Regions from separate parts of the Mus musculus genome. Here regions 1 and 3 are each linked to region 2. A link is a loop called in an ENCODE intact Hi-C map of the cell type or tissue named here. Cell type or tissue: heart. All regions are shown on one strand. Each heading gives the region's core, and the rest is flanking DNA. Links, peaks and the distances in the headings are about the cores only. Region 1 overlaps Cdyl (chromodomain protein, Y chromosome-like). Region 2 holds the start of Rpp40 (ribonuclease P 40 subunit). Region 3 overlaps Cdyl (chromodomain protein, Y chromosome-like).

What was found. A loop is a pair of places that touch in the nucleus more often than their neighbours do. Peaks named below come from ENCODE experiments on the same cell type or tissue, not always from the same donor. Only the 100,000 strongest peaks of a DNase experiment are listed, where the experiment ranks them.
Region 1: it touches region 2 in a loop (2.1-fold over the local background); 3 of 42 quality-filtered maps call a loop at or near these places.
Region 3: a loop joins it to region 2, with 2.3 times the contacts of the local background. A loop is called at or near these places in 3 of 42 quality-filtered maps.

The regions. Positions count from the first base shown.
Region 1 is chr13:35,788,099-35,798,221 of GRCm38, forward strand. Cdyl (chromodomain protein, Y chromosome-like) reads left to right here. Exons shown (of 10, transcript NM_009881.3): 4 at 2,003-2,077. Among named protein-coding and RNA genes, the nearest start is that of Rpp40, 110 kb to the right of the region's middle. In heart, for the core only: no CTCF peak of the experiment used is centred there; no DNase peak of the experiment used is centred there; H3K4me3 peaks cover 1,042 bases; H3K27ac peaks cover 2,198 bases.
Region 2 is chr13:35,901,418-35,911,540 of GRCm38, forward strand. It overlaps Rpp40 (ribonuclease P 40 subunit), which reads right to left and starts at 4,930. Exons shown (of 8, transcript NM_145938.4): 1 at 4,787-4,930; 2 at 3,002-3,146; 3 at 2,271-2,339; 4 at 596-691; 5 at 1-14. The coding sequence starts at 4,909. In heart, for the core only: a CTCF peak has its summit at 5,664 (motif pointing right); a DNase peak (open chromatin) is centred at 4,664; H3K4me3 peaks cover 1,602 bases; H3K27ac peaks cover 1,209 bases.
Region 3 is chr13:35,777,301-35,787,423 of GRCm38, forward strand. The region is part of intron 3 of Cdyl (chromodomain protein, Y chromosome-like); the gene reads left to right. Among named protein-coding and RNA genes, the nearest start is that of Cdyl, 120 kb to the left of the region's middle. In heart, for the core only: a CTCF peak has its summit at 5,792; DNase peaks (open chromatin) are centred at 5,921 and 6,571; H3K27ac peaks cover 1,737 bases.

The DNA of each region.
Region 1 (10,123 bases), core at 132-8,131, 110 kb before region 2:
AATATACTCTGCCTTTCAGGGACTTTAAAATTCATTTCTTCAGTTCATTACTTGGTTTTAAGTTTATTTCACTGTTTACTTGTAAACTTTAATTTCAGTAATTGGCATCTGCCAAAGGCTTCAGAAGTTACAAGTGGTGTGTGTGTGTGTGTGTGTGTGTGTGTGTGTGTGTGCATGTGTGCGCATGTGCACACACACGTGCACACACATTCTAGGAATTATTGGCTTCTGAAAACCTTTGTTAAATGTTTTGCTGGACCCACTATTTTAAACAAAGAAACAGTCCAGGTTTTAAACATCTCATCTAAAAGGGACCAAGTCATTTTTATGATACTCTGATTGACTTTTCAAAGTAGTCTTTTGAAGGTCTACCTGTGTGTGCAGCAAGAAGAGGCTACATACTGTTAAGATGGAGTACTTTGTTGTTGTACACACACAACATACCTACTGCATTCAACTACCTACCTATCTTACGTACATATGAGAAAATTTGTGTTTGTTTGAAAAAAAATATCACAAAATCCAATAACTGTCTGCATTGAAACATTGAACATTTAATACTGTGAGGTTTTTACCTTGCAGGACAGGATTCAACAGATCTTCTGTAAAGGACCAGTGGGTCGATTTCATATGCTCTGTCACACATACTGATCTGCTATGGTGCCCCAAGGATAGCTGTTGACAATCCCCAAATAAGTGTGTGTCTATGCACTGAGGAATGGTAAACATTCCTTTACCAACACCAAGATAAGAATTTTTATACGTTTTATGCCTAATAATTTATATATTTTTTTGGACTTTTCCCAGCCACTGAAAGCTGATACAAAGCAATCTTACCCTAGGGGCTGTGCCAGCCAGAGCCCAAGGCAGGTGGCTTTGGCTTGCAGGTTACTATTAGTGACCCTTGCCCTGTGGATTAGGTGAAAATGTAGAGTTAGTATTGCAGTTGATTCTCTCGTAGAGAACTGGGAATGGTCTGGTGTTGTCTACATCAGTAGGGGCCATCATTCCATGGCAGGACATTTCTGGAGGAAACAAACACAATTAATCAGAACACGCTGTTTACTAACTAGAAAGTGGGACTTGGCAAACATTTAAATGCCGTGGTTGTAAAGATGTAAACGTCATACTGTACTTCATATCAGTTTTGACTATTCCCTTCTTTAAAAGTGGGTATTGAGCCTGGTGGTGAGGCACATGCCTTTAATCCCAGCACTCAGAGGAGTTTTCAAGGTCAGCCTCGTCTATAGAGCGAGTTCCAAGACAGCCAGGACAACCCTGTCTTGAAAAACAAAATGGGGGAAGGGAAAGGAAGAAAGAAAGAGTGTATTATGCTAGTTTAGAGTCTGGCTCTCATGGGTCCATTGTGACACATATGGACAGATATGCAAATTACACAGTCATCATTAATTTGCTTGAGCAATGAAAATACAATTCTTGTTCACTAAGCCTGTATTTAATTTTTTAGGTTATTATTATTACGGTAGCCTATTGCCAAATGAAAGCAATCAAGACAAAGAATGGATTTAGACCATAAGTGAGACACATGAGAATCCACTCTGTTGATAACCCAGTGGTCCCTGAACTGGAGAGTGCTGTCACATGCTCCCTTTATGGTAGAGAGTGTATGCTGGAGGCACGTGGGGTTAGGAAAAAGCAGGGAAAAGTGGCTTACTGCTGGTTGGCTGCAGGAGTCTGCTGATGTGAGACATGCTGTACAGACAAGATTAAGACAGAAGATGCAAGACCTACTAGGTGCAAACCGAATCCACACTACCTTATTTAATGCAACAATGAATCATAATATGTAATTAAAAATGGAAAAATATGAAGGCGAACCCAGTTTGGATAATGTGACAAGAGGTGTAAGACTGCCCTTGGCAAACCAAGACATAAGGTTAGCCTATTTAAATCCATAAGACTTAAGGTTAGCCTATTTAAATCCATAAAATCAAGCGTTTCTGGAGTCTGAATGGTTCTTCTCTTGTTTCAATTTGGTCAGCAAAATAATGTGGTTCCTGCAACAGTCTCAGAACCCGATCAAGCGTCCCCTGCAATTCAAGACGCGGAGACTCAGGTACAATTGTCTGTTCCCTATTTAGTAGACAGCATGAACTGCCCATGGGTGTCAGTAAGGGTCTTTCACCTGTGTTCTGAACCAGTGTACCTGGCATCTGGGAGAAGCTGTGAGTTTTTGATTCTCTCAGATATAGGTTCAGTAAGTACTGCACATCAGAAACTATAGCCTATCTATTTTTAAAAGATTTATTTTTCTTTTCCGTGCCTAGGGGGTGTGTACGTGCGTGCTTGCGTGCGTGCGTGAATCCCATGTGTAAGAGGCCAGAAGCAAATAACAGCTCCCCTGCAGCTAACTAGAGTTACAGGCAGTTGTGATCTGCCTCTGTAGCTGCTGGAGACTGAACTCAGTTTCCCCTGAAAGAGCAGCAAACATTCTTAACCCCGAGCTGTTGCCCCAGTAGCACTCCTGTCTTTTATCTCATTACCCATCATTCTCCTTTGTGTTCTCCATGCAGCTGCTGTGGTCCCCACTGTGGTAAAGTGGATTTGTCTGTCTTCACCAAATCTGTCTGCCAGCCTAGTAGATGTCACTCTGCACTTCCTATTGAAGTTGCGTTTGCTGTGTTTTGATTGTTTCTCTCCAGGCTTCATGTGATGCCGCAGGGTTCATTCTCGGATCAAGTCTGTGTTTTTGCCATGTCCCTGAGACTTGTGAATGTTGGTTGAGGGTTATCTGGAGCTCGGGGCAGCAGCCTTCCCATTTGCTGGAACTTGTGCCAGTGCACCTGAGTCTATCGTTTCTTCATGCACAGCTTAAGTTCCGCCTCAGAAATACCTTTCCTTCAGAGTCATCTGGGATAGAGAGTTTTTAACTTCAAATTTGCATTTGGGCGGGCCAAAAAAAAAAAAGTCCTCTAAGGTTCAGTTGTGTTTTAAAAACCAAGCAACACTTTCTTGGTCTCTAAAGAGAGGGTAGAGCATCTCAGATCAAGCCCCTAGCTCTTCAGGGTAAAGGTTGACTCTGGAAGCAGAGATAATGGTGGGGTTGCAGGGGAAAGGGGGAGTTCTATTCTCAGTTCTGTGCCTGATAAACAGGATCCGACTGTAATCCATCAGGAGAACACATGATCAAATATGGTAAAGCATTCGGGACAGCAGATTGGTTTTTTTGTGATTTAGATGGTTTTGCATAACAGTTTCGCAGAAATTGGAGTGTTTTCTTACAGCAATTAAATATGTTTAGGGTTACTGATAATAACCTCTCGCCCACGAGTCAGTTTAAAAATGCTTGCTTGTGCCAGGGTCACTTGCCTTTTTTCACAGAGTGGGAATGCCCTTTTTTGACAAATTCGTAAACAAGCAGTCATCTGAGAGCAGCACACAGCTTATTTGAAATGTCATCAGCAAAGTTCTTCACAGGCAAGAGTCGCATTGCATTGTGACCAGCTGCCCTGAATGTCTAGTGCATCGAAAAACAAGCTGGCTGACCAGGAAAGGAGCCTCTCTAGGGACTGTTAGCACCTGACTGCATTCTGCCTGTGCTTTGCCCCTTATTTAGTTGTAAGACATAGTGACTAGTGAGGGTCTTATGTCTCAGTCACCTGGGAAGCTCCATTTAGCTTCCTCTCTGCAGCAGGCTGAGACTCTTGTTGGTAGCTCCTTCAGCCTCTTGTAAAGCTAAGAGTCAGAGGGTTGAAGGTCATTGTATATTCCAGATATAAGCTATTCTTTGGCTTGTTGAAAATAACTTGATCAGTTTTCTTAAGCAGTTGTCATTGAGTAACAAAGCAAACTTTAAAGAGCTGCAATACATCAGGTACCAGTTGTCAGCGCTGATACTGTTATTGATCCAGTGTAGGTTTAATCCCATTTGCCTTAATGATGGCCTTTCTAAGAGCATTCTGGTTGTTTGGGGTCATCGCTAGTGAAGCTCTTGTCTTATTCTGTCATCTTGCCTTGAAGCTCTTGAAGGCAAGGGTTGTAAAATAATGGCATCAGGACTGTGTGAAGCACCATTCTGTGGTACATTTCATGATGATGTTAAAGTGTGAGAAGCCAATTACAAAAACAGAGATCATGCTGATTGGACACAGTGAGCCTTCATGGAAGTATACATCGCAACTACCTGCCAAGTACAAGAACTTTTGAGGTTAAAAGAATTATAAGCAGAAAGCTGTGGACGTGACTGTTACTAACAGACAGCGTGTTTATATGGAGCTCTTTCCTCCAAGATTCTTAATGATCTTAGGCGTTCTCCTCTATGTGCTTTGTTGGGAATTAATTGGGGATTGTTATACTGTCTTTCTCTGGTGTGTTTGTGCCTAAACATCACTGTGTGAAGACTGTTCCCAGACTATAAAGCCAAGGAAGCCAGTGTTCCTCTCTACTATCCAGGTTACATAGTTACTGTTCTGTGCCTGTTACCTGCTAGCCCCATGTCCAGTGAACTCGGAAGGAAGCAGAGCCTGCGTTGAATGAGCCTCATGTGTATGGAAACTACTGTGTTACTCTTTTGTTGTTGAAAGTGCTCTGCAGTTAGAGAGGATATGGTTTGAGAGGGAGGATAGTGTCCATCGATTTTCCAGTAGCAGAAGGCACGGCAGAGGCAGCAGGTTGAGGAGTGTGCTTCTCTGTTCACTTTCTGCTTTTCTGTTATTCAGGACTCGGTTGCCAGGCAGTGCAGGGTGGGTCTTCTGTCTTCAGTTAAACCTCTGAAAACTTGCTCATAGGCACACTTATAGGTGTCTCTCAAGTGACAGTGAAGTCAAGTCGACACGAAGCTTAACCATCACAGCCGTAGAAGATACAGTCAAAACAGAAGTAGCCCAGGCAGAGGATCCGAGGGGCAGATCCTACACTGCTGCCACACTGGGTGTATTAGCTGAGTGACTACAGGTCAGTCATTTGACATTAGGATCCACTGTCTCATGAATATATAGATAAAAATAAAAATGTGTTGTGTAGGTAAGAGGGAGGGTGTTGGTAAAAAGCCGCTATATGTGCAGATGGTGCTAATAGCTCACTAACTAATAGCTGTCTTTCCTCGGTGTTTGCTTACTGAAGCTCCACTGTAAAACTCCAAGCCAAGGGCCAGATGTGCAGTTCATTCCTTGGCAAATTCAGCAAATATTTATTGAACACAGAGGTGCTGGTCTTTAGGGCTATAACAGAATTTTAGACAGACAGGGCCCTCTTGTCTCGACTCTGATGGAGCTGTGATTTATATCATTCACATTTTTATGTATTTTATTAAATGCTTCGATTTTGTGGCACTTGGCTGGAAAAGCTTATATTTTATTAAAGCTTGTGATAGGAGACTGGTTTTATTTTTCTATTCATTACTCTCTGAACTATTTATAAGAGCAATCCTTTTTGATTCCATAAGCATCTTAAATTTAAAACTGTGGGTTCCTTTCCTTAAGAATTGCACAACAGTCCCAACATTTACAGTGGTGCTTAGAACACCAAATGTAATCAACTTGGTAATGTGTTAGTGTGCATTAGCAAACAGGGAAAAATATGCCATCAAGGCCACTGAGTGTGATTGTGAAAAGCACACACTGGACCTTAGCCCAGTCAACAGCAACGCTGCATTCATGGTGAGGTAAAACATTCCCTAGGGAGAGTGAGGGACGGGGCTGCAAATAGTTTGGAGGGCTGGCAGGATGGCTCAGCGCTTGCTTTGCAAACCTGATGACTAGAGTTCAGTGACTAGAGAGCTGACAAGGAGTGGGGAGGTCTCAAGAATACCTGCCTTTTTAAAAAATTTTTTTTTTTAAATTTGGAAGGACAGGTATCCAAGTGACCACAATAGCTGTGTCTGAGCATCCAGCACCAAGACTGTGCTTTATCCTATGACAGCCAGAACTGTCCATTGATTGACCCATCCTTTAGTTTTGTGGTAACAGCTATGGGTGTAGAATCAGCACCTGCTTGGCAAGATGGGCAGTCTTTACAATTGGGCCTTGCCACCCCTTCAAAGCCAGAGAGGCTCTTTTGCTAGAAACAGCCTGCACCATGTTTGAGCTGGTGTACACATTCTGCAGCCTTGGGCTAATTTAGCTTAATTTCCTTTTAATTTCCTTTAGTTTTCTGTCTGAAATAGATGGTAAAATGGTAGTGAAATTCAAGCTGCCATGTGCATTTGGGCTTGGGTTTAGCTCTCATGCACTGTTCTCATAGAAGTGTGAGCACCTTGCTGGACTACGGATCCTCGTGCAGGGACTGTTCAACAGGCTGCCTCTGGATATGATCAGGAAGCAGAGCCCTGGTCTTGTCGGTAGTTAAAGGTCCTTTCTGAAACGAGCCTTCCCCAGCTCTCCTTTCCCTCACGTGGGGGAGCTGCCAGATGGAACTAGGACAGAGGAGCTAGAGACAAATTAAGGCACTTCCTCCCTGTGGATCTGCTGGACCCTGCATCCACCTGCTTCTGCATAGCTGAATCGCTGTAGCTATGCATGGGAAGAGTCATGGGAAGTATGTGGCTTCTGGTCCTTGGTGGATAGTGAGCTGTGGCCTGGGGAGCCCTAAGAGATCAGATTCAAACGGCTGTGGTAGCCATGTGCTGGTCAGTGCTGTATCATTCCCTTATCCATCCATCCCTCCCTCCCTCCCTCCTCTTTGATTTTTGGCCTGGCTGGGTCAGTTTCTAGGTCTTTCTCTCATGAACGGGACTCATCTGATTGTTGAAAAGTGTTAAGGGAATTTGTTATGTCTTGTGTTCCTGAGAATTGGGAGTTGGGTTTGAAGGCTCAGTGATACTCATGTTGACCTTTCAGCATGAGGTGACACTTCTGCCAGACCCAGAGGCAGATTATGTTACTGGCAGGTGCTGGTTGATGGGTGTGCCATCTGCTGTGAAGGGTTGTGCTCGCCTTGAGTGACACCAGGCACCGGGCAGAGAGCTCCTTCCCCATTGAACTTGTGCCTCTGCTGGCTGTTTGGACATATGAGGGTTTTCTGGGCTTATCCTCTCTTTAGTAGTAAAATGGTTTTGCAATGAAGTGTTTCAACAATTGAAGTAGGGCTACTTTTAAACCAGTTTTCAAAGTTCGTACAAAGTTAAGTAACAGGTCAAGACCACTGTCTCCCTGCACCACTGTGGGCTTACACTGTTCCGGGTGTGACAGGTCTGCTTTTATTGTTGTTGAGCCCGTAGCTGCGGGAACCTTTCTGTGGTTTTTTTCATTCCTCTGATGCCGCCTGTCATTGGCTTTTCTCACAAGTAAGGTGGTGCAGGCCTTCCCTGTGCGTCTGAGAAAGGTAGTAGCTGACTGGTAACCACCGAGCACTTGTGTGTGTGGATCCCGTTTGTACTTCATGAGTGGTCTACATAGACAGTTGACCACGCTTCATCCTAGGCTGGCCAGCTGTTTTCAGCTTGACACAAACTAGAGTTTCCTCTGGAAAGAGGAAACTTCAGTTGAGGAGATGACTCTGTCAGACTGGCCAGTAGCGAAATCTCTGGGGCTATTACTTGATTAATGATTAAGGTGGAAGGGTCCAGCCCAGCCCACTGTAGGCAGTGGTATCACTGGGCAGGTTGTCCCTTGCTGAATAAGACAGGAGAAGCAAGCTGTAAGCAGTGTTCTTCCTAGTAGCTGGTTCTATTCCTGCCTTGAGTTCCTTCCCTGACTTACTTCCTGGTGAACTATACAATAAAATAAACCCTTCTTCTCCCAAGTTGCAATAGAAACAAATGAGAAACCTCATAATAACCCCAGGATGATGGCGTAAAATAAGGCTGGCAAAGCTCAGAGGAGTGAGGAGACCTGAGCATTCATTCTCTCTCTCTCTCTCTCTCTCTCTCTCTCTCTCTCTCTCTCTCTCTGTGTGTGTGTGTGTGTGTGTGTGTGTGTGTTTGGGAGGGGCGTCAGACTGAGAATATAGTTCAGTCAAGCTCCCAAAGTGCTTATCATCGTTCACAGCAAGCCTTCTCCCTGCCCCACCCTCCCTCCCTTGTTTAGTACCAAGGATAGCACAAAATCCTCTTACCAGTGGCACTGCCTTCTTGCTGACCTGCTGGCCCTCTTGTAGATTAGGGCTCTGCCTCTTGCCCTTCTTCCCTATGACAGAAGATCTTTTCCTTCTTTGTACAAAGAGCAGCTACCACCTCTGTGTGCAGGATGGAGCCAATCCCCTGTTGATATAGTGTCTTCAAGCATACCCAAGGCTTTTCCTCCCTTTTGTCCGGTGTTCCAGGAGAGCTTACATGTCACCTCTTCCCTTACATGCCTTCTTTCTTATGCCTTGGATCTGCTCTGTTGACATCTTAGTTTTTCCAAGCACCCAGGCGTCCAGCATCTCTGGGGATTTGTTTGGCTTTCTGGGAAACATTTCTGTTCCTGGTGAGCCAGCTGAAGGGCACATTCCAGGGCTCTTGGAATACAGTCCTCTGTGCATGTGAGAATTGACCTGGCTTTGCTGCGGTCCCTTTCAGCCTACACGGGTGTGGATGATTAGCCCTCAGGATGCACTTGGCCAGGGCAGCTGAGCTTATCGTCAGGACATTCTTCCTCAGGCCAGTCTTCTGAAAAGTCAACTCTCACAGTTAACTCTTTAGTCATGGGTTTGTTCCTAGCAGGTCAGGATTAGTATTTAGGAATCTTCCAATACCCAAAGCCTACACATACTATGAGGCACACTGCTCCCTGCCCCTGGCAGTCTTAGCACATGAAATCTTCCATGGCTTAACATTTGCTCACTTGAGAACATTTGCTGTGACAGAAGATGTGACACAGAATACTTCTAGAAGGAAGAGGATGGACACACGCACACATGCATGTGTGGACAGAGAGATGGCCGAACAGACTGACTGTGCATGCACATTAGGACACACACAGCTACCAGGTAGTCAAAGACCATGTCATTTGACTCATTTTGATGAGCCTTACTGTGCCGAGTGCTCCACTCAGGTTCTTTTCTGAAAGGCCATCAATTTTAATGACTTAACGGCACAGGTGGGGGTCTGTGCCTGCAATTAGACACAGGTAACCCTGTGTGCAAAGGAGCCAGGCTTTAGAATCTTGTTTTTATCGTGGCCATGCACGGTTTCTGATGTTCAGACATGGTTCTTGGGTTTGTTTTCTATTTGCTTCCAGGAAGGGCAGCTTAGACCTGGCTGTATGCTCAACTTCAGGCTGTCAGGGACGCTTTTGATTTCATTTCTGGCACATGAAGCTACTGAGATCTGACCTGCGAGCATACCACCCTTAGAGTCCCACCACAGGTGTGCAAAGCACTCTGACCTGTAGCAGTGAGCTTATCACACAGCTAAAGAAGAAGCCAATAAACAGGATGACATATGATGTGTGAGATATCTATAAATGTTCAGAAAAATAAAGGGGAGGGACCTGATGTGCCAGAATAATGCTTGATACATTGGGTGAAGTCCCGAGGTATTAGACTGCCTGAGAAAGGCCTTTGGAGAGCTTGAAGGAAGAGAGGGGAGTGAAGGAAGGACTGCATGGCCGAGGAAGCAGAAAGTGTAGAGGCCCCAGCCTGGGACAGCAGGGGGTGTCCAGGGATAAGGAGGGACCAGGGCCTGCTGGGCTTTGGGAATGTAGTGCCATGGTCACAGAAGATATATAAAGAGCACAGTGTGATTAATGCACAAGTACTGCTGGAAACAGTGTGGTACCCTGAGCCTACAGGCACTGGGGGTTGTCGTGGTGGCTAGAGTAACAGACCTGGGGCAGAAGAGAGAAATGAGAGCCCAGAGCACCAGCACTGGAACCAGATGAGGAAGAAGGCGGGTAGCCGACGAGGTAGTCTGTGCCCAGTCAGCTTACCGCTCGCAGGAAGTCAAGGTGCTGCCTCTGTGGGATACCTTCAGCCAGCACCTGCTACTGAGGCTCTAAGTACTTATGTGTGGCTGTCCCTGTTGACCTGAGAGTTCTGACAGCCACTCTCTGACCAGCCAGGGGGGTTGCTGTGTCAGAAACACAGAACAGAAAAGGGGGTGTAAAGCCAGTGGTAAAAGCCACACACAGGAACCGCACCTCCGTAACCAATGTCAAGGGCACAGTCTGGTGGCGCTGAGAACAGTCCTGTGATGTGTAACCATCACCAGACAGCCCCAGAACTGTTCTAAAAAATGAAACTT
Region 2 (10,123 bases), core at 935-8,934:
GTCAATGGAAATGACTTAAAGTAGAAAGAGGAATACTTGTTTCATTCGAATTATACAGAGCTTACACTGTAGAGAAATGTCTAAAGTTTTGGTAAGTTGGTAAGTTGTACAGATTGTGTTCATCAAAAACATATCCCTCAGCGGGCTATTTCTAGTGTTGAGAGCTGCTAGCTATAGTTGGTTTAAATTCTTTAAGCCCTTCCTAGATCATAGATCAGGTACCTGTGTCTGTGCTAGCCTTAGTTATTGATGTCCACACCAGAGAGTTTCCTCAAAACCAACTCTTCACTTGTGAATTTCCACTGCTAATCACAAAGAATCTGTGTACGAAGCACATCAAGTTGTTCCTCTTCACTGCATACAAGGGGTAGTCCAGTTCTCCAGCCCTTATAAAATGTGGTGTACAGCCAAAGAGGAACAATTTAACAGCACCAACTAATCTAATCCCCCAGGAAGTGCAACCAATAGCTCCTTGAGTCAGGATTTCAAAGATAAGAACCATATTTTTCCGATTAGAGATCAGAGGGAAGGCATTCACGTTTTGTTACAAGAAAACTGACTTGCTAGGCTCCAGTGGAACGCATGTAATACTTACCAAACTTCATACTTTTTCTGCCAGAATACCGAGATGGACGACCTTGAAGTCCGGTTTCTTCGTAAGTATCTTTATCTAGTGATAAAATTAATTTCCCTACAAATCAAACAATAGTTCTTCTAAGAGAGATGTTAAAATATGGCTGGTGTTCTCTAAGAAAGCTAGACATCTGAGCAGTGAAATGTCGGGGATAAGAATACACAAAGAACTTGTCTATAGCACACTGATATTATCTAGCAATGTACCCAACTGGTCTGGAACTTTGCTCTGTAGTTGAGGCTGGGCTCAAACTGGTGGCAATTATCCTGCTTCAACCTTCCAAATACCAGGATGCAGGTGTGAGCCACCAGGCTTGTGGTATTATCTACCATATATACATATATACATATTACAATAGCAAAACTAGAAACAATTAAATTTGTATGAAGGAAAGAATGATCAAACTGTGGTCTGTATAACTTCAAATACTGTCTTTAAATTTTAATTTAGTTTAATTTAAATATGTATTTGTATGCCTGCTTGTAAGTACACCAAGGAGCCTGTGAATGTCAGAAGAGGATGTCGGATCTCCTAGAACTTGAGTCGTGAGCTGCCATGTGGCTGCTGGGAACTGAATTTGGATCCTTAGCAATGACAGGAATCACTCTTAGCTGCTGAGCCATCTCTCCAGCCCCTACTTCAAATATCATCAAAACATTTAAAAGCTCTATGTTAAAGCCAGGCAGAGATGTGCTGGTTCATGTGTGTAATCCTTGCACTTGGAGAGCTGAGGCAAGAGAAATGATAATCTGAGGCCAACCTGGTCTACATGGCAAGATCCTATCTCAAAACAAAACAAAAAGTTCTAAGTCACAACCATCTGCACTGAAGCAGGAACATGTCTATGTTATACCCCTTGGAAAATAAGACTACTGAGAAACAATGTCATATAACCAATGTTAAACATTTGATGCTTACTGGTGCTGGTAAAACACGTCTTTAATCCAAGCACTCATGAGGCAGAGGCAGGTGAATCTTTTAGTTTAAGGCCAGCCTGGTCTACAGAGTGAATTCTAGGACAGCCAAGGTTACATAGAGATACCTTGTCTCAAAAACAAAAACAAACCAAAAAAATGTATGCTTATAAATTCTTGAAAGATAAACATCAAATGGTTCCATCTAAGAAGGAACACAAAGATAGGCTTCATTTTACTGTTTAGAGCTGTATGACTTGACTTTTAAAAAACTATTATTTGCCGGGCGTGGTGGCGCAAGCCTTTAATCCCAGCACTCGGGAGGCAGAGGCAGGCGGATTTCTGAGTTCTAGGCCAGCCTGGTCTATAAAGTGAGTTCCAGGACAGCCAGGGCTATACAGAGAAACCCTGTCACGAAAAAAAACAAAAACAAAAAAATTATTATTTTATTATTTTTATGTATATGGGTGTTTTATCCTCATGTTATGTCTGTGCACATGGATGTGTCTGGTGCCTATGGAGGTCAGAACAGGGCACTGGACTCACTCAAACTGGAGTTACAGATAGCTGTAAGCTACCAAGTGGGACTGAACTTTGGTCTTCTGGAAGAGCAGTCAGTGCTCTTAACTGCTGAGCCATTTCTCTAGCCTACTTTTTTTTTTTTAAGCAGTGCTATTTCTTTTCTAATAAAGAAAGGAAGAAAAAAAAATGAATGCTGTCACCATTTGGTAGGAGAGCAACAGTATTATCCTCATCAATACTTGTATTGTATGTTAATGCAGAGAATGAACCTGTAAGAAAAATCAAGAAAAGTAATTAAGTAACTAAAGTAGCACAACATTTGTTTATGAATGGTTTTCACGTGACAACGAATCTTCCAGGTAGGTAACAGGCAGCATCTACTACAGCTCTAACTCATTCAATAAACCCACTACACCCCAGAGATACACTGGAACATATACATGCAAGGCTCCAGCTAGACCACCCCAGGACTCAGGCCACATTCAGGGGCTTTTTGTGCAAGTTTCCTATCAACAGGTTGAGAATGGGCTCAGAACAGAACCTGTAATCTTGGGGATCCTAGCAGAAAGGTGCACATTAAAGAGGCAAGAGGACAAAACACTGATGCAAGGATCAAAGTTAATATTCAGAAACTATTTGAGAAAGTTAATATTCAAAAGCTACTTAACCTTCATCTAAAGGGATTCCACCTACTTCCCTGAGTTATTGCAAGGGCTAATTAAATTTGGTAAGATATTTAGCTGCCACCTAAAGAGGACACAGGAAAGAAAACGACAATATGGCCGGGTGGAGAAGTGATACACGCAGCTGATCACATGATCTAACTTCCATGGGCCCTTTTAAAGACAAGGGAAGGACCCCAATATTTTGCTGCGATCTTCCGATAGCTCTTCATCTTGTCTTGTTCATATGAGACAGTGTTTCTTCTTACCTTTCTTTACAAAGGTGTTGATGAACTCGTGTGTAATTAATTCATGAAGAGGTAAGTTCTTCACAGAGTAATAGGGTCCAATGTCCATGACCAGGCTTTTTAGCTCTTTTGATAGAAGCCCACATTCAGGAATAAGAAATGAAACCTATTAGAATGTAGAAGAACAAACGAAGTTATATTTTATGAAGATTAACACCATGCTTTTGGAAATGGAATGTCAAAGGTGCTAGTTACTCCTTCACAGGTTTTACTGGGACATAGAAGGGACACGCAAACATGGGCAATGTGATGGTTTGAAGATGCTTGGTCCAGGGAGTGCTATTAGGAGGGATGGCCTTGGTGGAGTAGGTGTGACTTTGTTGGAGGAAGTATGTCACTGTGGGCGTGGGCTTTGAGACCTCATCTAGCTCCCTGGAAGCCAGTCTTCTTCTAGTGTCCTTCAGATGAAGATGTAGAACTCTCAGCTCCCCCTACACCATGCCTGCCTGGACGCTGCCATGCTCCCACCTTGTTGTCCTTATAAGAGTTGCCCTGGTCACTGTTGGAGTGTCTGTTCACAGCAGTAAAACCCTTAGTAAAACACACACACACACACACACACACACACACATACACACACACACACAGCCACCACCACCTACCCCTGAGACAGGGTTTCTCCATGTAGCCCTGGCTGTCCTGGAACTTGCTCTGTTTATCAGGTTAGCCTTGCACTCAGAGATTTACCCACCTCTGCCTGGGTTTAAAGGTGTGCATCACCATCAACCTACTAGGCAACAATTCTATTAATTTCAAGTAAACAGATATCTGACTACTCAAGTTTTTCCTTTCTGCATTTCAATGTGAGGCATGACATTGCAATGGAAGTCTTACTTGAATCTTATTTTTGCATACAAGCAATATATGTTATGTCTTTCACACTTTATAGTCAAGGAAATAGAGTATATATAATTCAACATGCCTTGATTTGCTTATTCTGGAGTCATGAAATCAAAGGAACTCCTCCTGGGATTTAGGGACATTTAATTAGTAAGAAGCTACATAGAAGCAAAAGTGCTCCTGGAAGCTTCCATTTCCTAGACAAACCTAGGTGAGACCAGTTGAGATAAGCGATACATCCCTGACCGCAGGGATGGCCTTTCAACCGAAGAGATGCAAAATCCGCGCGGATTTCAAATGATCCCCAAGTGAACATCTAAAGTCCGTTTCGCAAAGCCCCAACAACCAGCCTTGAGGGACAAGGACGCCAGCTAATCTATCTGAGAAATCCATCAGGCCAATATTTAAGATGTAAAATGCTTAAACCCTTATCATCGTAAGGTAAGTTTATTTGGAGTTCCTCGTTTGTCAAACCGCGTGATGCTTTGGAAAGAGTCACAAGCTGATCCACAGAGATCTGCCCAAACTTAGGGTGTAATTCGGCTACATGTTGTACAGGTCACACTCCGACCGTGCAGGTTACATTCCTAACTCCTCCACTGCCTGCTCGACCCAACACCGAGAGGATTTAATCCTGAACACCGCAGTAACCACGCCAAACTCACAAAAACTCTGCTGTTCCTCATAGGACCGAGCACCGCCCTGTGTTTGGCGCATGCTGGGAATTGTAGTCCTACACAGCGCCAAGAAAAGCAGTTAAGAAACTTGAAGAGACTATAGTTCCCAGCATGCCCGAGGACGATCTCCGCCCACCCTCGCAAGCCGAGGAGGTCTGGCCGGGTGAAACCCGGCGTGGTTCTACCTTAAAGCTCTCCAGCCTAAGAGGGCCGGGTGGACCTGACTCACCCTGTAATTATGATAGTGCGTCTCCACGAGATGCTTATGGCGAGACTTATCGTGGCCGAAGTTGGATTTCTCACAGACCAGTAAGTGCCGAGGCGCCTCTTGCAGCCTGCGCAGCGTGGCCATGTTAAGCAGGAGTCCAGGCGAGCACCGCCTCTTGGCCCGCCTCCCGGCCCGCCCCTCGGCCCGCCCCTCACCCCACCATTCGCCCCTTTCTGACTACACCCCTCCCTCCACCACGCCCTAACCCTTCTTTCTTTCCCTGTCTGTCAGTTCCTGCAGGCACTGGGTCTGAAGGTTCTCAAGAACCTGGCATGGGGCTGGTGAGATGGCTCAGCGGGTAAGAGCATTGACTGCTCTTCCAAAAGTCCTGAGTTCAAATCCCAGCAACCACATGTTGGCTCACAACCATCCGCATCTTAAAAAAGAAAGAAAGAAAGAAAGAAAAAACCTGGCACATCCATTCTATCCCACAGTTTCTCCGTGGAGGAACAGTGCATATACCTGGACAGGACTCAGAGAAGGACTGGACCCTGACACCTTATAAAAAGGAGGAAGATAGGACAGAGGAAAAGCCTAGTATAGTCAGGAAATACATCTGCTTTGCAGCACTGTTTTCCTGACTCCTCATATGGTCTCGTTCCTAATGCTCACCCACCCGCAGGCCCCTAAGTTCCCACTGATCCTTCCCAAAAAGTATAGGAAATTACAGAGGAATATAATATGACATTTCTGCATTTTTACTTCCAACAGAACTTCTTTGCTTTGTTTTTAATTATTTAATTTATTTTTTTCATTTCCAACATTACTATTTTGTGATTTTACTCCAAATCTCAGTTTCTTTGCTGAATTGTACTTCCATGTACACTGTTGCTATCTTCAGACACACCAGAAGAGGGCATTGGATTCTATTATGGATGGTTGTGAGCCACCATGTGGTTGCTAGGAATTGAACTCAGGACCTCTGGAAGAGCAGTCAGTGCTCTTAACCAATGATCCATTTCTCCAGCCCCCATAGCTAATTCTTAAAAGCCATATTGTTGATTTTTCTCATCTATTTTACTCTCTGTGTGTGCACACACATGCGTGCGCACGTGCACGTGTGTGCACAGCAGACTTTCCAGGTCCTTCCTTAGGGAAGATTGAATTAATCTTTTTGCTTCAATCTTTTTTGAGGTCTTAAAGTATTTTTACTAGGAAACTTCTGAAATCACCCAGAATTTTACCTATTTCAGTATCATTGAATCCAGGTGTTAAGTTATTTTGTCTTGAGACAGGGTCTCATTATATATCCTGGCTGGCCTCAGACTCAATATATAGACCAGGCTGGTCTCAAACTCAAAGAGATCTACCTGCCTCTGCCTCCTGAGTGCTGGGATTTAAGATGTGAACCACCACTCTGGGATAATTGATTTTGTTTTTGGAGGACTCCTGTTGCTGTGTTTTTCATTCATGCTTTTGTTTCTGTGTGTGGTGTTGACCTGTGTTGATTTGGAGATGTTTTTCGCTGTTGTTCTTACTGAGCACCCTACTCTCCGAGACTCATTCCCCGGTGTTACTCATAAAGGAGACAACACATTGCTGAGACAGTAACAAAATGGAAGATATAGAAATACACCCAAAGTTACTGAGGTTCAGCAATATATTACTAATAACCATGAAACAGAAATTTACAATACTAATGTAGAATATGCTAGGAATGTAATGATTATGTAGGGTAAATGGGAAAATAGCAAGAAAACGAAAGCAAGCCTAAATGAAAGAAAGAAGCGGGATGAGAAAGTGTGCCATGGATGGAGACATGAAAAGAGAAAGGGTTTAGTGGGGGGAAAAAAACTAAAAGAAGGGGGAAATCTCAATAATAGAAAATCTTAAATAATGAATTATATAAATATAAGAGAAGTAAAAGATAAAAACATCCATTTTTTTAAAAAGGGAAAAGAGTAAAAGTGCTGAATAATAGAGAATGTAAATAATGTAAGATAAACATCTGTATGAGGTGTGAAATGTATGAAAATGTATGCGAGGAAATAAAATGTGTTTAGGGAATGCAACAAAGGGGAAGCAGTAAGAGTGTGCTAAGAAGAAAAAGGGAAGAAGGGTAGAAAGAAAGGGAGAAAGGAAAGCAATGAGATGTTGAAGCAGCCTCTTCCGGGGTACTCGGCATAGGCTGGGAGAGGGTATCATTGAACTTGCAGACTCTTGTCTTGAGCCTGTATTGAGCAAGTGTTATGTGTCCTCCATAGCTGTCTTGTCATTATTAACTTCACCATGTTCATCAGGGGCCTCTGCTGACCACACTTAGCTTTTCAGTCTCTGCTTCAAGTTCTCTCATTCTCCTGAGATTCCCCAGATCATATTTCCCATGGTGCTAATGTTCTAGCTGAGGGTTGGAAAAGAAGAAAGAAACCAGAGTGTGTGAGCAGAGAGCTTGTCTTGTAGTTTTCAATCTCTCTTAAGTATTGATCACCCGCTGGAGAGATGCAGCTGTGGACATCGGGTCATCGGTTGCAGCTTCAGAGTTCTTAGACTCTATGGCTGAAGAATGGTTATTCAAAGACACTGACATTTTGACAAAAAAAAAATTACACAAATAGAAATTGTGGAAATGAAAAAAGTAAAGAATCAAAGTGTAAAGTTTAACCCATAGACCTGATTAAGCAGAGCAAAGGGTATGACGAGGTTGAGGAAATAATACATCCAATTATCAATAAAGAAAATATTGAAAAGGACCATAATATTCAAGAACTCTGAGTAATGATCAAGAGACCAAAGTTAAGAATCTATGAGACAGAAAGGAGCTGAGATCAAAACTAAAGGCATAGAGAATCTATTCAATGAAATTATAGCAGGAAAAAAAACCCCGATTTAGAGAAAGAAATGGACATCCAAACACAAGAGACATTTACAACCTCAAGTAGACAAGGCTAGACCCTTACCATGACATAATGAGGATGTAAAAAATATAAGGCAAAGAAATAATATTCAAAGCTATAAGAGAAAAAAAAAAACACTAACTCAGCTACAAAAGGGAACACAGAAGAATAACATATCTTTCAGTTTCAACCCTAAAAGCCAAGAAGGCATGGAACAATATATAACAAGACCTGAGAATAAATAACTGCCAGCCAAGCTTGCTATATGCAGCACAGTTGTCTTTTACAATCAGTGCTGAAGCCAGTGATATTGTTCAGTTGGCAAACTTCTTGTGTAGCATATACAGATCCCTGGGTTCTGCCCCCAGAAGCACATAAGCCAGGCATGGTGGCAAATGCCTCTGATCCCAGCAATTGGAAGGTAAGGGCAGGAGGATCAGGGGTTCAAGATCACCCTTGGCTATGTAGCAACTTGAAATCAGCAAGACCTACATAAGACTCCACATCAAAAAATTAATTTCATCAAATTAACTTAATCATTGAGGAAAGCCAGGTAGTAAAGGTCTCTGGAGAACAGAGGCAGGTGGATCTCTGAGTTTGAGGCCAGCCTAGTTTACATAGATCGAGTTTCAAGACAGACAGGGCTATGCAGAGAAATCCTGTCTTAAAAAACCTACCTAAACCAACAAAATAAAATCATTGATGAAATGGAGACATTTCAAGACAAGTAAAAACAAAGACAGGTGATGACCACCAAGGTGTCACTCGCAGAAGATGTGTAAAGGAATAATGCACGTGTGTGTGTGTGTGGGGGGGGGGGGGGGGAATGACAGTCTTAGTCATGAGAATGCAGAAAGAATAAACCATGAGAGGAATGTCTGAGTAAAGGAGAAGTAGGAAGGAATCCGTCATGCGAGCCAGCAATCCCTTCATGCTAATGTGGGGAGAGCACAAGCAGTAATCCAAAACAAAAACAAAAACAAAAAAAAACAAAAACAAAAAAAAACCCCCAAAAACAAAAAAACAAAACAAAACAAAAAACCAACAATCAACAACAACAACAAAATCAACCAGCAAAACTAGAGGTCGCTGCATGCAGGGAGCAGAACCAGCCCAAGAGACTTTGGACTTTTGAACAGTATTGAGATTGGTACACACTATGGGGACTCTTGAGCTGGGGCTCAGTACATTTTATACCATGAGCCTATGGGACCAGGAGCAGAATGTGTGTTTGAAAGAGAAATGCCCCCATAGGCTCATGTGCTTGAGCACTCGATCCCCAGTTGGTGGCGTGTTTGAGAAGGTTGTGGAAACTTTAGGAGTCTTACTGGAACTTTTTTTTTTTTTGAGACAGGGTTTCTCTTTATAGCCCTGGCTGTCCTGGAACTCACTTTGTAGACCAGGCTGGCCTCAAACGCAGAAATCCACCTGCCTCTGCCTCTGGAGTGCTGGGATTAAAGGCGTTCGCCACCACACCCGGCAGAACTTTTTATCACAACAGAAAAGTGACTAATACAGACCTGAATGTTAAAAAAAAACAAAAACAAAAACCCGCAAGTCTGGAACTGCTACAGAAAATACAGGTAGATGCTTCAAGATGTAGACACAACCTAGGACTTCTGGAAAGGGTTCCAACAGCATGGGGAATGATCCCAGATATTGAATAAGACTACATAAAGTAAAAAACAAACAAACAAACAAAAACCTCCACAGCAAAGGAAATATTCGGCACAGTGAAGGTATAGCTTGCAGAATGGGAGGAAAGCTTTACCAAATACATTTCAGATGGGGGATTAAGATCTAGAATCACCAGGCAGTGGTGGTGAACATCTTTAATCCCAGCACTTGGGAGGCAGAGGCAGGCAGATTTCTGAGTTCAAGACCAGCCTGATCTACAGAGTGAGTTCCAGGACAGCCAGGGCTACACAGAGAAACCCTGTCTGGAAAAACGGAAGAGGAGGAGGAGGAGGGGGAGGGGGAGGGGGAGGAGGAGGGGGAGGAGGAGGAGGAGAAGGAGGAGGAGGAAAGAAGGAAGAAGGAAGAAGGAGAAAGGAAGAAGGAGATCTAGAATTTATAAAGAACCCCAAAAGTTAAACACCAAAAAGTCCAATATATAAATGTGCAAATGAATCAAAAGGAGAAAATACAGATTACAAATAGATATATGTAAAAATATTCCACAACCTTCACTACTAGAGAAACCCAAATTAAAAAAAAAACAAAAACAAAAACAAAAAACCCTACATTGAAATTCTAGGTCACATCAGTCAGAGCAACTGTCATCAAGAAAACAGACAACGAATGCTGGTTTAGGGAAAAGGGACCCTTATACACCATTGTTAGAAATGTAAATTAGTATAGCCACTGTAGAAATCAGTGTGGAGATTACTAAAAAAACAAGACAAAACAAAACCGTAGAAACAGAACTACTATATGAACCAGCTATAGCACTGCTGGGTATGTA
Region 3 (10,123 bases), core at 1,761-9,760, 120 kb before region 2:
TTACTTCTTTTGGATAATGAATTGCTTGCTTCGCATTTTATATTTTTCCCATTTATTATCAGCTCTTACAGTCTTCAACTTTATTAGTTCTTTGCATGGCCAGGTACATCTTGATGATTTTTCTTGCACATATTTTTTTTTTCATGATGGCTTTTTTAAAAAGGTGTGTTTTGAGATACGATCTCATGTAGCCAGGATCTCATGTAGCCAGGCTGGCTTTCGGCTCACCAGGTAGCAGCAGCTCACCTGGTCTCCTAATCCTCCTGCCTCTGTCGTCTGAATGCAGTGCTCACAAGTTACTCCTGATTCCTTGTGGGAATGTGTTAGTTTTGCCTTCCTGCCTCCTCCCCTTGCTTCCATGAGAGTGACCCAAGCCATGTCTCTCTAACTGTAGCCTGCTTTTACACACTCTTCCTTCCGTGTGCATGGCGCCTTCCATCCCCCACTGAGCAGGACTTAGCTCTAAGGGCAGTTCCCAAAGGGTTTCCCAACTAGAAAAAAGTAAGTGCCTCTAATTAACTTCTTAGAAGGTGCTACTTGTAAAAGTCGTTTGATATGCACGTACTCTGTCATGACTGCCTGTGATCATATGGCCTGTACGACTTCATAACGAGTTTCAGAGTTCGTCAGTTCCCATGTCTGTATGTCGTGATGAACTGTTTAGACCTGAGACTTGGATTTCATGAATTACTTCCACCTAGCATACACTAAAGCCTACAAATTCCAGTGCTAACTTGAGTGATATCCTAGTGTGTGGGGGCTGTAATGATAACGTGGCGTCAGCTGAGTGGCTTATAGAGAGCAGACATTTATTACTTCATAGAACTAGAGGCAAGAATGCTAAGTTCTGGGCACCAGCAGGCTTGGTGTCCTGAGCACCTTCTGGGATTCATAGATGATGCCCTTTGCCTGTGTTCTTAGATGGGAAGGGGATAGGCAATTCTCAGGGGTCTCCATAAAGAAGGCAGGAAGTCTTTCACAGGGTGGAGCTTCCTTCCTAACCTAATTGCTTTTTAAAGGGCCCACCTTCTAATGCTATCATATTTGGGGTTAAGTTTCATTGTGGTGTTTTGGTAGGCAACATTCTCACCACAGTAAGTGGCCATTCACGTCCATTCCCGTGTCCATTCAGTTGCTGCTAGAGGCTCTCTTGTACCAAGTGAATTGAAAGGGGACCAAATGCTTGCTGTTTATGGCTGGTCACCCACACGGAGACCAGCACAGTGGGAGCTAATAATGATTCAGGTTTGGGTGCCCTCGCTCAAGAGCCAACCCCGGAGACTTCTTATAGTTGGTATTATCCAAGGGTCATTCCTGCAAGTTCTTGAGCCCTTAAGAAGGATTTCTTCTAGGAGTATGAGAAGGATAAAGCAGAAACTATGCAAAAACATTTCCATGTTAACTTATGTAGTATATTGCTTTTTTCCTTGCTATGACCAGAGAATTATGATCAAATATGTATTTGCATATGTATTTATTACAAGCAACATAATAAAGTAAGGGTTTATCTTGGCTCACATTTTGGGGGAGGAGGGGTGTAGAGTGAGGTGGAGAAAGCATGGTGGAAGGACTCTGTAAGTAGAGAGAGCTGTGTGGGGTGTCTGTATGTTTGTGTGTGCACATGCATGCAGATACCACAGCAGCCAGAAGAGGGTGTCATATCTGGAGTTGGAATTACTGTTGTGAGTCACCTGATTTGGGTGTTAGGACCTGAGCTTGGGTCCTTTGGAAGAACAGCAAGTGCTCTTAATCACTGGCCTATTTGTGCAGCCCCTGCTTTCTCCTTTTTGTTTAGCCCTGGACCCCAGCCCCATGGATGGTGCCACCCACATTCAGGGTAGGTCTTTCCTCTTCAGTTAAGGCATTCTGGAAAGCCCCTCATAGATATGGCCTGGGCTGTTTGTTTGGTGCTTTCTAAGTCCCATCAAATGACAGTAAAAACGAACTGTTACACTACTATGGCAGGAGTAAAATGGGAACAAAGTCTTGGTGGAAACAATTGATTTGAATAGAGCATTTGACTTACTGATGGTTTGTTGGTTTTGTTGTTGTTTTCTTTTTAAAGTCCCTCTGCAGTGGTTGTGGTTTGTTACCATAAACATAGATTGATCCCCATTCCACCATTCTCTTCTGGTCCTGTGGCAGATTCTTGATCGAGGAGCAGTGCTGGCCAGCATTCATTGCCCTGACCCTCTTTGTACTTCTGACTATTATGACAATCTTAGATTTTAAGGCCAGCTTTTAATTATACAAGCACTCAATGACATTATTCTTGGAAAATAAAATGTAAAGAAGCCTGATGCTCCTTTTGGTTCTGGCCTATGACCTCGCGTTCCTTCCAGACAGCTCCCCACTTGAGTCAGTGTTGGTTTCCTGCGGCATTGCCAAGCAGACTTGCTGTAGATCATCATTCCCATTGCACTTTGACTGCCACTCTGTTTTGTTCCATCTAAGTGTTTGTTTCAGTTCTGCAGTAAACAGTTCCTTCTTCAGAAATCATTTCAGTGTCACTAGAGCATGTGTGATGACAGAATGCTGTGCAGTCTCAGGTGTGCCCCAGACCTATTGAATCAGAACTTGTGTGTTAGTAGGAATTGTGTTAGCATGCTTGGAAGGCACATTATTTAGACATAGAAAGTGCTCAGTTGCTCAAGGACAAGGACCTGTGCTCCAACCCGAGAACCTGTATTGAAAAGGGTTGGGGAAGCAAAGTAGGACATGGTCCAGCCTGTAATTCTGTTGCTGGTGGTCTCGGGTTCATTGTCAGCTTAGCCTGTAAAAGAAGAAAAGTAGACAGACCGCTGAAAACTGTTAGAAACAACAAATAAATTATTCTGGTACTGAAGAAACAACAAACGAGGCAAAAGTATCTTGGCAAAGTAATTCTTTTTGTAAAAAGTGTCCCAGAACCTAAACCAGTCTAGCAGCACACCAGCGCCAACATGGCTTCCTTTTTGTAATTGCTGATGCAGGTGATGACTTTGGTGGGAGCTCTGATTCACAGCGTGATGGGATTGGTTAATTGGGGAAGAGGAATGTTCAAGAAGTGAGCTCTTGCCGAGGTTATTCCGGCCACAGCGTACTTGAATATGATCATGTTAAGTGCACACACAAAGGGTCTAATATTGCAGCCTTTCCCATCAGCCAGATGCTCTTCATGTTGCTGTGGGTAGACCTGTGTCATCCTTTCCTTAGTGTTGCCTGACTTTCCTTCAGTGGTCTGTCCCTCCTTCCTTTCCTCTTGCCCCCCTCCCTCCCTCCCCCCTCCCTCCCCCTTCTTTTTCTTTTTCCTCTTAGAGGTCCAGTAAGGCAGTAAATTCTCAGGGTGAATCAGATGAAAGTACCAGGAGATAGTCAGATGGAAGGGTGTGTATTAAAGGGCCTGCCAGTTGCCGCCCAAGTGTGGGATCAGTTTGAGTGTTAAGTTTGTTTTCTGTGGCTATGGTTGCATGTTTCTTATTGTGTGTAACAAGGGCTTAATTACTACAACTTTGTAAGTTTTCATCTCAAATTGGCGAGCTCTCCCCCTGCTATTATAAAAGTTCTTTTGGCTTTTCAGGAAACTTCGTGTTCTCATATAGAGATGCTGAGTTCACTCTGCTGGGCCCTGTGGGACCTTCAGGGGTTTTCATGGTAGGAACTTGCATTGAATTTCTGCATCATTTTGAGTGAACAGTCTTGTTTGACTACTGATGGTTTAACACGGATGGTGTGTCTCTCTGAACTTGTTTTTAAGCCCTTTGATGTTTTGTGGCTAGGTGCATATGTGCATATATTTACAAGTGTATATGTTGTGTTGCACTTTAATCTACTTTCTGTTAGCGCCTCCTTCCTTGAAATTTTATATCCATGTTGTCTGCTAGGCTGGGGGTTTCCAGGAAGGGCTGTTCAGATAGGCTTGGTAGATAATGTCGCAGGTTTCATGCAGGTACTGGGAGTGTTCCAGGATTTCACTATGAAGTGAGTGTGTTCCACGTGTCTGGAAGATACTCTCATGTCCACACTTGCTGGTGAGGAGGTTGTTTGCTGCCTTTGAGGGGATGAGTGGGCTTGACTTTGAAGACACGGTTCGCAGCTCCTTGCTTGCTATTGTTGGATCCTCTTAAATATCTAATGTTGAGCTGCTCATAGAGTTCCCAGACCTGCATCTCTCAGGTGTCTGGGATGCTTTGTACGCTGAGGCACCTGTGATTTTTTTTTTCCACCAAAAGATTGAGTTTGCTACGCTGCTTGTTTAGGAAGTTGGTTGTGTGTGAGATATTTCTGCACCATTCTGGTTTGCTTTATTGGTGGTTATTACAATCTTACTGCTTGTCTCTCTGTTTTGGGAAAATTTGCCCAGAGTTTCTTTCTCAGACTCAGAGTAAACAGATTTGTTGACATATTTTGTGTTTTGAATAAAACTGTACATTCCAGTTATTTTTAACTTCTACATTCTAGCAAACTATAGAGAATAAAATGTGTCCTAAAAATACTGGACTGACTTTTTTAAAAAGACTTATTGTATTTTCATGTGTGTAAGTGCTTGGCTGCATGTATGGATGTGTGCTGCATGTGTACCTGGTACCCTTGAAGCGTCAGAAAAGGGCATTGTATTTCCTGAAACTGGAGTTGTAGATGGTTCTGAGTCACCATGTGGGTGCTTGGAACGGAACCAATCCCCAGTCTTCTGCAAGAGCAGCAAGTACTGTAGTCGCTGGGCCATCTCTCCAGCCCTGGGAAGACTGGGAAGTCACTGACTTGCACTTACTACAGCAGTGGTTCTCAGCCTTCCTAGTGCTGCTACCTCTTAATACAGTTCCTCAGGTCATGGTGATCCCCTCCCCACCATAAAATCATTTCCTTGCTACTTTTTAACTGTACTTTTGCTACTCTTAGGAGTCATCATGTAAATATCTGTGCTTTATGATGGTTTTAGGCGACCCCTGTTAGCCAAAGCTAGGACTAGAGATTGCTCTGGCAGATGTGCCAGCTGCCATTCCTGTGAGAAGCTTGAAGGAGCTCATGCAGAATGATAAATAGGATCCTAGGTAATGGTTTTTCTCCTAATGCAGGCAGAGTGAGGGTAGTAGTGCAGTGAGCATTCCCTTGGTTCCCTTGGACCGTGGATCATGACGTCGGTTTCATATATGTGTGCATACATGCATGCATGTGTGCATATGTGCATGTGGACTGTACCTGCCGTCCTAGAATGGTGATGCAGATTATACACTGATTGCACACTTCTCTCCTTTCTGTGTTGTTTATGGTGGTTGATCCTCAGGACACACAGATAAACAGGATCATCTTGAAAAGCAGCTAACCATGGAGAGATCTGGGTTTCCCATGAGGGGATAAGTGCTCCTTCGGTAGGGAGCTAGACATGCGTGTTCTCAGCAGCTGTAGTGGATCTTTGTAGCATTTTTGTGTGCCTGGAAAGTGATTACTGAAAAGATCCATATATCTCATTTACTCTTGTAGGGCCAAAAAAGATGTTAAAGTGTCTTAAAAAATAAAGTTCTACCAAGAGGTGACTGGGTGTCTTGTTCTAACCTCAGCACTTTAGTGTTTGTGCTGGCTGTGCCAACTAAACCAGGCTATGCCATGAGTTCCCCCAGTAGATTTTCTTCTTTCTGCATCATCAAGTTCTTCGGGATCCTAGTACACCTTTTCTGGTGTCTTCTGTAAATAAAATGACCCTGCACTCACCACACTGGACACTCCCTTGATCCAGGAGAAACTTCAGCTGCCTCCTGCAGCCTTTGTATGCCTAACTTTTGACAGGCAGGAACAGCAGGTGGCACCCTCTAGTGGTGTAGTTTTAAATATCAACCCTTTAGGTCCTGTCTGTGACTGTCCTCATTACCACTGTCACCCATGCCTGTCAGAGTGGCTCCACCTCCCATCACTGTCAAGGCTACAGGGTTTCCACATCTCTACCTCTGCCATCTGGCAAGTGACCCCTAGTTCCCTCTCTTTAAAATGTCACTTCTAGTCCCAGCCCGGCCTCTTTCAGTTTTCAGTAGCAAGGTGTTCCTCTGTAGATGACTGTCGCTCAGCTCTACTTCACCTCTTCAGAGTAAGAAGGAGCAGGAGAATGCTCGCCCTTTGCCTTGGGGAGAAGGAGTTCAAGAGTCAGCAGAGCTGGTACAAGAAACTCCTGGAAATAGTTGCGGCTGGAGCTGCACTTTGAGAAGTTAGAGCAAGCAGCTGCAGTCTTCCTGCAGTTCCCCCAAGGTGTGTTTGAGATCATTTAAATAGAAGGTACTGCTTGACTGACAGTCCTGTCTGTGTTCAAGGGAACCAGAACACCGTGAATCCCAGCTGTCAATTGGAGAGTCCAGATGTCCCGCCCACTGACATGCTTTGCTTATATATACACAGGGAAGTAAGCATCACAAGGAGTGCTTACAGTAAGAGTTTATTAATTCTAGTATTGATGTTTTAAAGCAGTTTAACAGTATGTAACACCAGCCACTTGTTCAGTGGGAAATGGGTCTCTACCAGTTTCAGTTCCTCATAAGAAGAGACATGATAGACACGGACACAGGAAGTTGTGTGAGGGGAGACAGGATCAGTGTGCTGGGTGAGTGAGTGCATTGGGAAGTGGTTCAAAATGATGTCCGCAGGCGTTTCAGATCCTGCAACCGTAAGAACATAGTAAGTAGGTGGTGAGATACAGTACCATGCCCACACCGGACTGAATGCTATAGTAACAAGGCTTTGCCTCACACCCAGAGTGAAATCTAGAGTGTCAGAATGCTCCCGAATCTTACTCCACTCTTGGCACACACAGTCTTGGATGTCAGTAGCCGCGGGGTCAGCTTTTTTTTGTGTATTCTAGTTGCGCACTAAATTATATTGATCTTAATGATGTGAGGTAGAATCCCATCTCGCCTCAGCACTATTAATCTCTCTCTCACCTGTTCACCCCAGTGGCTGCCAAACTCTCATGGTCCGAGCAACAGGTCAGAGATGTGAAATGTAAACCAGAGGGCAGTGATTGCCATCACTGTATGGGAATTCTTTAAAGTGCCCCCGTTTTCCATGTGGTATTAAAATGTGTGGTTTAGAAAATGTAATGCATATTCCTTTGTGAGTAAAATGGGTTTACACTGCCCATTGCAAAATCACAGACATACCATGGTCTGACTTACTTTTCGTTGAGCCATAACCCAAATTTCAGTTGTTGCAACATCTTGTTTGCCACCTGTATTCATTACTTTTCTATCGCTGTGATAAAACCATGACCAAAAGCAATTTAGGAAGGAGGTTTATTTTGGCGTATGGTTCCAGATGGAGAATCTGTATTGATTACTTTTCTGTTGCTGAGATAAAACACTGACCAAGGCAGCTTGTAGAAGAAAGCATGTAATTGGGCTTATGGTTTAAAGTATTAGAACCCATAATGACATGGTGACAAACAGCAGGGAGCTCACATCTTGATCTACGAGCAAGAAGCCCAGAGCACACTAGGAATGGTGTGAGTCTTTTGAAACTTCAAAGTCCATTCCCAGTGACACACTTCCTCCGTTAAGGCCATACCTCCTAATCCTTCCCATACATACAAACATACATACATACACACATACACATATGTATATGTATCAAAGCCTGTCCGCACGGCATACTTCTTCCAGCATGTTTCCATATCCTCCCCCAAGCAGTGTTGTCAACTAGGGACTGAAGGTTCTAAGATAAAAGCCTGTGCTAGACACTTCCATTCAAACTACACCACCACCTTTATTGTTTCCTTATTTAAGAAATAAATCAACTTCTTTTTACCTCTCCTTTTAAAAATAAACTCTAGAATTAGAGTGGAGTCGTGGAAAATCACCCAACAGAAATCAATGTCTAAAACACATGAATAGACAAGGCTCACTTCAGTGACCATGAAAGTGGCCTTTTTTTTTTTTTTAAGTTTAGTTATTGAGAAATTTAACACTTAATTAAGTTCACTTTGGTTTTGAGGGGTCCAGAACCATTGGGTTTATATTAGACTGCAGTCTTTCTGTCAGAGAGGCCAGAGAGCCCGCCCCACAGACTGTTGTCTTTTATTATACTATCAGTGTTTTAGTATTTATTGCTTTAGTATTCTTAGTAATCTCATAAAATCAGCAATGTGAACATCAAGAATTGACTTCAGAATTAATAGGTGGTTAATTTCAGAACTTCAGAATTAACAGATAACAGGTGGTTGTGAGCCACGTGACATAGCTGCTGGAAACTGAACAGGTCTTGGGCAAGAGCACCACACAGTTAAGGGCTGAGCCATCAAAATGTTATTTATTTTGATCACTTTTACTTCCTAAATCTGGAACTTGTAAATCACCATTATTGGTAAAGCTTAAGATTTCTGTGCTGGCCACAAATGCCACCTGTGACTACAAAAGTAGAAATGAATTCTCCAGACCCACTGTGGGGTTAATGATCTGTGTGTGCTTTCAGAGTTTCACCTTCCTAAGAGGAGTTGGAAATTTAAACCGATATGGTCCTCATTTGCTCCACTTGACTGTTCTTCCCTCTGGATTTTAAAAGTTTTATCCCCCGGTCCTGGAGATTGGTCGTTCTGCTCCTTTTTAGACATGCCACTTACTTGTCTTTGTGTCACTGCCAAACTTGGCTCTTGCACGTGACCCTGATGAAGGTTTCTTATTATAATTGCTGTTGTTTGGTTAGTGTTGTTTTCTGTCTTAGACAAGGTCTCTCTGTGTCACCCAGGGCTTGGGCGTTAGAGTCAAATGCCAGGATTACATGTATGTGCCACCATGCCTGGCAGATACTGACACTGCTCATTAAAATGTTTTTAATATGTCAGCAGTAGAAGAAAAGTAGGAATCTAAATGTAATGGAGAGAGAAACAGGTTTAATCAATATAACAAAAGGAAAAAGCAGCAAGGGACACATGGCTTGGGGTTTGTCCCTTTATATGCTATTCATTAGTGTGCCTGAGAGGTGAGAAGGTGGTAGCTTATGGTTACCTCTGTCTGTCTCTGTCTCTGTGTGTGTGTGTGTGTGTGTGTGTGTGTGTGTGAGAGAGAGAGAGAGAGAGAGAGAGAGAGAGAGGGAGGAGAGAGAGGGAGGAGAGGAGAGGGAGAGACAGACAGACAGAGACAGATTTGGTTAGATTATACAATCAGAGATTAGATAGTCTTAACAGTAGCTGGAGACTGGACAGGCAGTGGACCCAGTAGCTGTTTACTCTGGAAGCCTGTGAACAAGAGGACCAGTGGTACAGTCCCCATCTGGCTGAGGTGTAGTAGTTCCCTGGAGAGCCAGTACCCATGCAACATCAGATGCACTTGGGAAGACTGGAGCTTGCAGTGCTACCTGGTTTCCTCTTCCACTTTCTTTCATCTAGGCCCCAAGCCTATTGTTTGATGTTGCCCACATTTCAGACTAGCCAGTTCTCTCCAGACACGCCCTTGCAGGCAACACCGAGATGTGTGCTTCTCTAGTTTTAGGCATCTCTTAATCCATTCCTATGTCTAGTGCTCTACTAGAGATGAGATGGTCTTGTGATATGTGTGCATTGTCCTGGTATACTAAGAGAGTTGTTTTTCTCAGGGGTTTGGTGTCCTTGGGGTGGAACACTGGGTGTGGGGTGCTGACATGTGTCACTCCCACATCTTCATGGTAGATGATAAAAGAAGGAGGCAGGAATGCTATCTGACCCATTCTCCTCTGAGATCCCAGTTTGTAAGTAGCTGACACTCCCTTACTGAATGGGTAAGAGTCTATATAGATAAGGTGGGTAATATGAGGCTGTGGTCATAACGGGTAATGACCAGTACTATCCGTTGTACTGTATTCAGTACTTTATAAAGTAATTGTTAGATGGTTTTACCCAGTGCCATATTCTTACCACATTGATGGCAGATGGAGCTAACTATGTTGTGAATAAATTAGAGGTGTTACATATAACTTCCAGTAGGTTTGTCACACATAGGGTGTAACGTCACATGGGAAGGCATATGTTACCGTGGACATATGCAGTGTTCTTATAGGCACCTCAGTAGTGCTTTATCGCCATAAACCTACTGCAAGTTAAATATCCTTTAATACCTGATAATTGTATCACTCGTGCAGTGGGGAGAAATTACAGGCCAAACCATTATAAGCTGGGGGGTTAATTTATCATTTA